Regions from separate parts of the Homo sapiens genome. Here region 2 is linked to region 1. A link is an interaction called in ENCODE POLR2A ChIA-PET data of the cell type or tissue named here. Cell type or tissue: GM12878. All regions are shown on one strand. Links, peaks and the distances in the headings refer to the core of each region. The heading gives the core; the rest is flanking DNA. Region 1 overlaps CLIC4 (chloride intracellular channel 4). Region 2 overlaps RUNX3 (RUNX family transcription factor 3).

The links. ChIA-PET counts read pairs that join two places held together with the same protein. Peaks named below come from ENCODE experiments on the same cell type or tissue, not always from the same donor. Only the 100,000 strongest peaks of a DNase experiment are listed, where the experiment ranks them.
Region 2: POLR2A ChIA-PET joins it to region 1 with 11 read pairs; 3 of 35 experiments call an interaction of 5 or more read pairs at or near these places.

The regions. Positions count from the first base shown.
Region 1 is chr1:24,800,374-24,804,764 of GRCh38, reverse strand. The region is part of intron 2 of CLIC4 (chloride intracellular channel 4); the gene reads right to left. Among named protein-coding and RNA genes, the nearest start is that of CLIC4, 57 kb to the right of the region's middle. In GM12878, for the core only: no CTCF peak of the experiment used is centred there; no DNase peak of the experiment used is centred there.
Region 2 is chr1:24,921,509-24,925,858 of GRCh38, reverse strand. The region is part of intron 2 of RUNX3 (RUNX family transcription factor 3); the gene reads left to right. Among named protein-coding and RNA genes, the nearest start is that of MIR6731, 4.3 kb to the right of the region's middle. In GM12878, for the core only: no CTCF peak of the experiment used is centred there; DNase peaks (open chromatin) are centred at 448 and 2,108; H3K4me3 peaks cover 2,867 bases; H3K27ac peaks cover 3,258 bases.

The sequences.
Region 1 (4,391 bases), core at 222-4,221:
TATACTGATAACAGGTTTAGAAAAACATTCACTAATAATTCTATTAATTCAGCTCTTAGCAGCCTCAACAGGATGTATCATCTTTGAAATCGTCTTAAAAAAGAACATAAAGACATAGCAACAAAATACTCCCTCTCTGTGTGTCTATATCTCCCTCCCCTCTCAATCACACACACACACACATCCCCACCCACCCACGTACACACATCCCCCCACCCACCCACATACACACATCCCCCCACCCACCCACATACACACACACCCTCAACCCACACACTCCAACCCACCTACACACACCCCACCACCCACCCACCCACACATACACACACACCCCCACCACCCACCTACCCACACACACCCCCTCCACCCACCCACCCACACACATGCACACACATACACACACCCCCCACACACACAGTGGGTACACATGTGATTCTGAATGCAGTCATAAAGCACAATTATCTTGAATTGGACTGTTCTAACAAGTGCTTCATGTAGCTCAAGTCAACTTTACAAAGGGGAAAAATGGAGTCTGACTTTCCTGTCTGGACAGCAGCAGGAAATAGATGATGTCTCTGAAAGACAGGCTTATCTCATTCCATTTAGTCTCTTGGCATGTGTCATTCATGCTGCTGCTACTGAAGATCATGGAAGTTGAAATGATTTCTTAAGTTACTGAAGACTGTTTTCAGAAAGGTGGAACCACAGAGACATGATCATGAAGATAAAACTATCTGAAGAGTCTATTTGGGAATCAGATTTTTTTCTGAGTTTCTAACTGCCTTTTAAGATATGCAGAACTATCAGTTTCATAGTTCCATTGTAACATTTTAAACTATTACAAAAGTGAAGTTTTTTTCCCTTTTCTCCTGATTTTAAATATAAGGTAACTAACTCCAAGGAAGATGAGGCAGCTCGCCCCAGGTCCCAGTGAAATCAGTGATAGAGCTCTCTCCATACACAGCTAGGTCTCACTCCTGAAATTTTCTATACTATGCCATGGTTGTTTCCCAACTGATGACATGCCAGAACATCTTTAACTCTGCCCCAATTTTAGTATTTTCACTTATATTATCTGAAGCTTTTGTTCAAATCGTTGATGTAAATTGAAATTCTTTGTGAAGCCTGGGCCCTTTTTTTTCTATCTAAACGTTCTTTAAATTGCAATATGAACAGAAAATTAGATTTGGAAATGACTCCCACCAAAGCACGAAGGCTGCTCTGGCAGGCAAGTAATGGGAGATTGTTCACAGCCTCACAAGGGACACATGAATACTACCAGCATAGTCATTAATGCCAACTGAGATTCAAAGAGAACATGTCATACAGTGCCAGAACTAGAAATGGGCTTGTTCTTATGGATGAAATGTCATGTAACAATCATTTTTTTCAAATCATAGAGTGAGCTGCTAAGTAACTCTCAGAGGAGTTCTATTGTTCTCCACTGGTTTGTTCTGGAGTCAGTACTTCTCACCAAGATATTAGGCAATTACCAGGAAAAGCAGGAAAATAAGCACTGTAGGCATATTTTCTCCCCCAAGATTTCTAAAAAGAGTCACATTTAATGTTTTAAGATTAAGAATATATTATGAAAAGTACTACAGGGATGTTTTATTCCTCTGTGATAACTTTCATATATACTGGTGGGTTGTTTGTTTTTGTTTTTTGAACCAATGCTCACTTTCTTGAGGTACTTTCTCTTTAAAATTTTGTTCAAGACTGCAAGTGTGTAAACTCATAGAAAAGATTTGGACGAGGCCAGGCACAGTGGCTAAAGTCTGTAATCCCAGCACTTTGGGAGACCAAGGCCAGAGGACTGCTTGAGCCCAGGAGTTCAAGACCAGCCTGGGCAACACAGGGAGACCCTGTCTCTTAAAAATAAAAAATTAGCCAGGTATGGCAGTAAATGCCTGTAGTCCTAGCTACTTGGGAGGCTGAGGCTGGAGGATTACTTGAGCCCAGGAGCTCAAGGCTACAGAGTAAGCTGTGATCGTGCCACTGCACTCCAGCCTCGGTGACAGAGGCAGACCGTGTCTCAAAAAAAAAAAAAAAAGAAAAAGAAAAAAGGAAAAGATTTGGAAGAATAAAGACCAAACCTAAAATAAATTATCTCTCTGAAGGGGAAGTTGATGACTAGGGGGTAGGGATGGTACAGACTCATTATCACGTACTACTTGCTTAGTTTTAGTTGCCCTAAGAAGCATTTTTTATATTTACTGGAGACCTATGATTGTTAAAGACCAAAAAATATAAGCTTCAATTTTAAGTGCTCTCTACCATTGATTTTACATAAAGCCCTAGGTAATAAACATATATCTTCTTTGATATTTTCTAATTATAAGGCCCTGAATGCCTACCTCCCATGCGCCACTTTTTATATATATAAACACTTAACATATACACTTACACATATTTCCACATACACACTTTAACATATATATACAAATCTGCAAATATCAATCAACCTATAGGAATAATGCCTTTAAAAAATCTGCAAATGAAAAGAAACAGACAACTCTGAAATAGCTATAATGGGTTTACTTCCTTTTCTGACCCAGATTCCCATGTTTATGGCACTATTACTGGTATGTATCACAATTAAAGCACTGTATTAAACTATTCAATGACAGCTTTTTCAAAGAATGGCAGTCAACTCACTTGCTCCAAGCCAAAAATGGAATAGGAGAAATTCATGTATTTTAGGACACAGTAAGGGTGTGTGCCTGGTGGCACACTCTATTTTTAGGAGTTATATTGGGAAACTTGCTTTGTGTACACATGTATAAAAAAAAAACAGTAATAGAAGGGTAACTACATGACTTATTTCATTCTTACATCTCTGCCCAACATGAATAAGGTAATGTCTTCCCAAGAGCTTGTAGTTTTAACTCACTATTCCCAAAGGCTTATTTCTACATTTATATACATAACTAAAGGGGTTCCTTGATGACTTTATGGCTTATGTTCAATAAATTTTAAAGTCTGTAAAATTTCAAATATATGCACTAGCAGTAAGTAAAAATGTATTTTAAGGGAATGACAGAAATCTGAGTACACTAACCTAGAACTTGGAATGGAATTATAGCTCTCAGGTAACTATCAGCATGTGATGCTCAGAGGGATAACATAGATTAATTCTGCCACTTTATCAAGTGATAGGCTGTCAATATCTTTTCCTGGACACTGTTCATGACTTGATATATAATATGGTTTAAATTTCTGTCCTTGCCCAAATCTCATATCAAATTGTAATTTTCAATGGTGGAAGAGGGGCCTTGTGGGAGGTGACTGGATCACAAGGGCAGACTTCCCTTGCTGTTCCTGTGACAGAGAGTGAGTTCTCACAAGATCTGGTTGTTTAAAAATATGTAACACCTCCCCCTTCTCTCTTCTTCCTTCTCCGGCCATGAAAGACATGTCTGCTTCCCCTTTGACTTCTATCATACTTGTAAGTCTCCTGAGGCCTCCCCAGACAAGTTTCCTGTACAACCTGCAGAACTGCCAGTCAATTAAACCTCTTTTCTTTATGAATTACCCAGTCTCAGGTAGTTCTTTATAGCAATGTGAGAACAGACTAATAGTTTTAAAAATCAGTATAATAGCAAATCATGTTGTGACACTTGCATCAAGAGGAATCCACTGCCAAACCCTAGTTTTTCCCATTAATACAACTATTCTTTTTTTTTTTTTTAATTTATTTTTTTATTGATAATTCTTGGGTGTTTCTCACAGAGGGGGATTTGGCAGGGTCATGGGACAATAGTGGAGGGAAGGTCAGCAGATAAACAAGTGAACAAAGGTCTCTGGTTTTCCTAGGCAGAGGACCCTGCGGCCTTCCGCAGTGTTTGTCCCTGATTACTTGAGATTAGGGAGTGGTGATGACTCTTAACGAGCATGCTGCCTTCAAGCATCTGTTTAGCAAAGCACATCTTGCACCACCCTTAATCCATTTAACCCTGAGTGGACACAGCACACGTTTCAGAGAGCACAGGGTTGGGGGTAAGGTCACAGACCAACAAGATCCCAAGGCAGAAGAATTTTTCTTAGTGCAGAACAAAATGAAAAGTCTCCCATGTCTACTTCTTTCTACACAGACACGGCAACCATCCGATTTCTCAATCTTCTCCCCACCTTTCCCGCCTTTCTATTCCACAAAGCCGCCATTGTCATCCTGGCCCATTCTCAATGAACTGTTGGGCACACCTCCCAGACGGGGTGGTGGCCAGGCAGAGGGGCTCCTCACTTCCCAGTAGGGGCGGCCGGGCAGAGGCGCCCCTCACCTCCCGGACGGGGCGGCTGGCCGGGCAGGGGGCTGACCCCTCCACCTCCCTCCCAGACGGGGCAGCTGGCCAGGCTGGGGGCTGACCCCCCCACCTCCCTCCCGGACGGGG
Region 2 (4,350 bases), core at 328-4,327, 120 kb before region 1:
GAGCTTGTCCTTGTAGCAGGAATGGCCGAGGCTGGGACTGTGGCTCTGGGAGATGCAAGAGGCTGAGTTTATAAACCATTCTCTCATCCATCTCCTCTCAGAGGTCCATAACCAGTCTCAGTGGTCCTGGGAGGCAGGAAGTGATCTGAGGAGGAGTTCCGATGTCTGAGGAACTGTGGCTAAGGCGTTCAGCCTTCAGAGGCTCGAGGTCTTTGAGAGCCTGCATTCTAGTATCAGCCACCCTGCGTTTGAGTCCCAGCTCTGCTAATGACTTGCTGGATGACATTGGGCAAATGACTTAACCACTCTGTGCCTCAGTTTCCTCATCTGTGAGATGGGGATGATAATGGTACCTACCTCATGAGATTTTGGGAAGGTTAGGGAAATTGACACAAGTGTATCAGCTGGCGCATATTGAGAGCTGGATACATGTTAGAGATTTTGTTACTTCAAATGCCTGGGACTGGAGGAGGACTTTGAGGTCCCTTTGAGCGGTGACAGCCACTGATTCTCTGATTACTGTGTGGTTTGGGCGGGGGTGGGGGAAACCCAGAAGGTGTGAACTGCTGAGTGGGAGAGGTGGAGGCGGTTGGCAGGGAGGAAGGAGGGTGCCGGGTCCGCTGGCATGCAGACACACATCTGCAGTGCCCATCCTGCTGACTGGGAAATTCCCACCTGAGAGAACAGTCAGTGGTTGACAGTGACAATCTGGGCCACTTTAGGAGATGGGACACTTTGGGAGTTAAGACTGGGGGTTGGGACCCAGAACCCTTGCCTGGGTCTCTTGACTTCTGCCAGAACTAAGAAGTCTGATGGAAACCTCTGCTTGTTGCCTCAATTTTTAGTTCTACATTCTGTCTGAATTCCAGGAAGATGGCTTTCCATGAAAGACACGCACCCAGTAACACCACAGAGCTCTTAACAACAGGGCTGAAGGTGTGAACCAAGAAAAGGAAGGGAGGAAAACCAGGTCATTGCTGTCTCCTGCAGTGATTAGGGCTGAGGTCCCTGCCCTGCCAGACACGAGGAGCCTTTCTTACAATACATATTTTATATCAAGCCTTACTATTCTACGTTGAAATGTATAAATAATGAAACCTACCTATTTACATGCAGTTGCAAACTATGTTATTCCATAGCTATGATGGAGAAAAAAAGGGAAAGTAATTTATAATAAAACACTGATTTGAATATGTAAACGTTGGGGCCACAGGACTCCATGAGGTGGACGAATGCCCTCCATGCAGAAGCCCACAGCAGAGGGAACAGGCAGGGTGGCAGGGCTCAATCTGAACCTGGCCTTGCTGCCAATACCATGACTTTCTGAAGTTGTCAACACCTGTTGGCAAAGCGCTGAACAAAATTAAAAAAAAAAAAAGAACTGTCTTTCCTTCTGGAAAATTCAGTAGATATTAAAAGTACAAAAAAAACCCTTGTTTTATGTAAAACTGAGTTAGGTTCATGACTCAGATAATTTTTTTTTCTTTTACTTTTTTTTGGGACAAGGTCTCGCTCTGTCGCCCAGGCCAGGGTGCAGTGGTGCGATCACTGCAGTCTCAACCTCCTGGTCTCAAGCAGTCCTCCCACCTCAATAGCTGGGACTATAGGCATGCGCCACCATGCTCAGCTGATTTTTTAAAATTATTTGTTGTAGAGATGGGGGTGTTGTTCACTGTGTTGCTCAGGCTGGTCTTGAACTCCTGGACTCAAGCGATCCTCCTGCCTCAGCCTCTCAAAGTGTTGGGATTACAGGCATGAGCCACTGCGACCAGCCAGAGAACTTTTATAAGCAAGTTTTTCCCTCCCAGGAAGAATTGAATCTTCACCACCCTGGGCAGCGTTGGGTGCTGGCATCCCCCACCACATACACGCACCCCACCCCTAACGCTGGCAGTGCCACCCCAACACTATGTTGACCACACGCCACCACAAATCCCAAAAATGCCCCTCTAGCAGGCGGCCACTGGCCTAAGTGAAAATGAAAAGCACATGAGCTCTCGAGCTGTGATCAACTGGTTAAAAAGCAACTGTGTGTCGACAGAGATTCGGGGTGCAGTGTGCCGGTGCAGGCTGAGGGGAACCGCTGGTTGGGGGAGAGATGAATGGCTTCTTGGCTGAAGCTGAGAAAACCCCGAGGTCCCCTGAGACTGAGACACGTCCCCTCCCCCCACCCATGCAGCTCCTGTGGGTGGGGCGGGGACCTTATACACATAGGAACCCAGGCAGAGAATGCTCAAGGACTTGCCTGAGGCCCTGCTGCCACCCCGGCTGGTTGATGATGGGTCCTGGAGGAGTTTCTGGAGCCCTAAAGGAAACCCATTTCCCAGACCAAGACTTCTCCCCTGCAACCAGGGCCAGCCCTCAGAGAGCCTGGGTTTACACTTCCTGGGCTCCTGATGGATTGCAGGTTTGCCTGGGACTCCTGCACAGAGTTATATCTAGAGGCTGAGAGAGAGGGATGGATGGGTTTGCCACTGCCAGGCAGAGAGAGAGCTGGGCAGGGCCGGGGTAGCTGAGGGGCACTCAGGGAGACAGCTTTCTCCCACCCCTGCTCCCCAGGCTCCCTGTCTCCCGAGGTCCAGGACTCCTGCCCCTCCCTCTCACTCCTCCTCTTAGGCCCCACACTCCTCTCCTTTGTACCTGGGAGGGGTGGTGACAGGCGTGGAAGCTGGTGGAAGCGGCCGAGGAGTGCTGGTGACCTCAGGGGTGGCATGTGGTTTGCTACCTGGTATGGGTGGGGGCTTCTCACTTCTCAGGAGCGGGACGTTAGTACCTGTGTGCAAAATGGGAGCCATTATCTCTGCCCTTAATTTATTTAACAAATGTTGTTGAGCACCTACTCTGTGCCGGATGCCGTCCTAGGGGCTGGAGACACTGCATGAACAAGACAAAAACTTGGGCCCCTGGGGAGGTTATAATCTAGTAGAAGGAGACAAAATGAGTAGATGGATTATTAAAAGCATATGCATTGTGAGAAAATTCCAGCAGGTGCAGGGAATAGAGAAAGGGAGTGGTAGGGCCTGTGATACTTCAGGTTGAGCTGCTTAGCGCTTTTTTTTTTTTTTTTTTTTTTTTTGCCCTGTGGGCCCCTCTGATAGCTGGTGAAGCCCGCACACCTTTCTCAGAACAATGATATTTTTAAGGTATAAAATCAAATACAAAGTATTACAATAGAAACCATTTCTATTAAAACATAGCAAAATACTTTAAAAATTGTGGTAAATGTGCTGCTTTATTCAATGTATTAAATAAGATCTAGCATTGGGCCTAATGACAACCATGGTTTTGAAGTTGTGATGAGCATAAAAGATATTTAGAGCAATCTGCAGCAACTGTAATGTGATATGTAAGTATCTGTGACGTCTGTTGGTGACAAGGTCACAGGTACGGCTGATAATACCTCTGTGGTTTGTTGCCTACGCTCGTACTTGAGAGTGATGCTAAATTTCAGTTAGAGGTTAGGGACAATACAATTGTAATTTTTTCCTACCCTAGTTCTCAGGCTCATTCAACTCTACGGAGCCAAGTTAAAAATGCCTTCCAGGTGTAGTGGTTTACGACTGTAATCCCAACACTTTGGGAGGCCAAGGCAGGAGGATCACTTGAGCCCAGGAGTTCAAGACCAGCCTGGGCACATAGTAAAAGCTTGAAAAAAAAAAAAAAGAAAGAAAGGAAAGAAAGAAAAGAAAGGAAAGGAAGGAAGGAAGGGAGGGAAGGAAAAGAAGGAAGGGAAAAAAAGAAATAGCCGGGCATGGTGGCGCTCACCTGTTGTCCCAGCTACTCAGGAGGCTGAGACAGGAGGATCACTTGAGCCCGGGAGGTCCAGGCTGCAGTGAGCTATGATCATGCCACTGCACTCCAACCTGGGTGACAGAGCAAGACCTTGTCTCAAAAAAATTAATTAAAATTAAAAATGCCTACTTCAGATAAAGTGACCAGGGAAGGCCTGACTGAGAAGGTGGGCGACCTGAAGGAGGGTTTTAGTAAGCTTTCAAATGCTGCTGTGGGCCCGGGGCCCTGTGGCAGGGCACTGGGACCCATTAGTCCTCCGTGTCTCCAGTCTGGCCCCTAGGGCTCTGGGCTGTCTGCCTAAACTCCCCGTCATAACCAAGAAGGTGCTGGACAATGCTGGCAGGGTCAGAGGCTCAGGGACCCCAGGAGAGTGCTGGGCTGGTTGGAGGAGAAAGAGGTCCAGCAGAGAAATGACCTCAGAGTGAGGAAAGGCAGTAGGAGGGGTCGGGCAGGGAGCCCGAGGCATCTGCCTGGCACTTCCCTAGACCATCTGCACTTCTGCTTCCAGAAATCATACAAAGTGGCCCCTGTGACCTGAGAGTGGGAGACCAGGTCTGT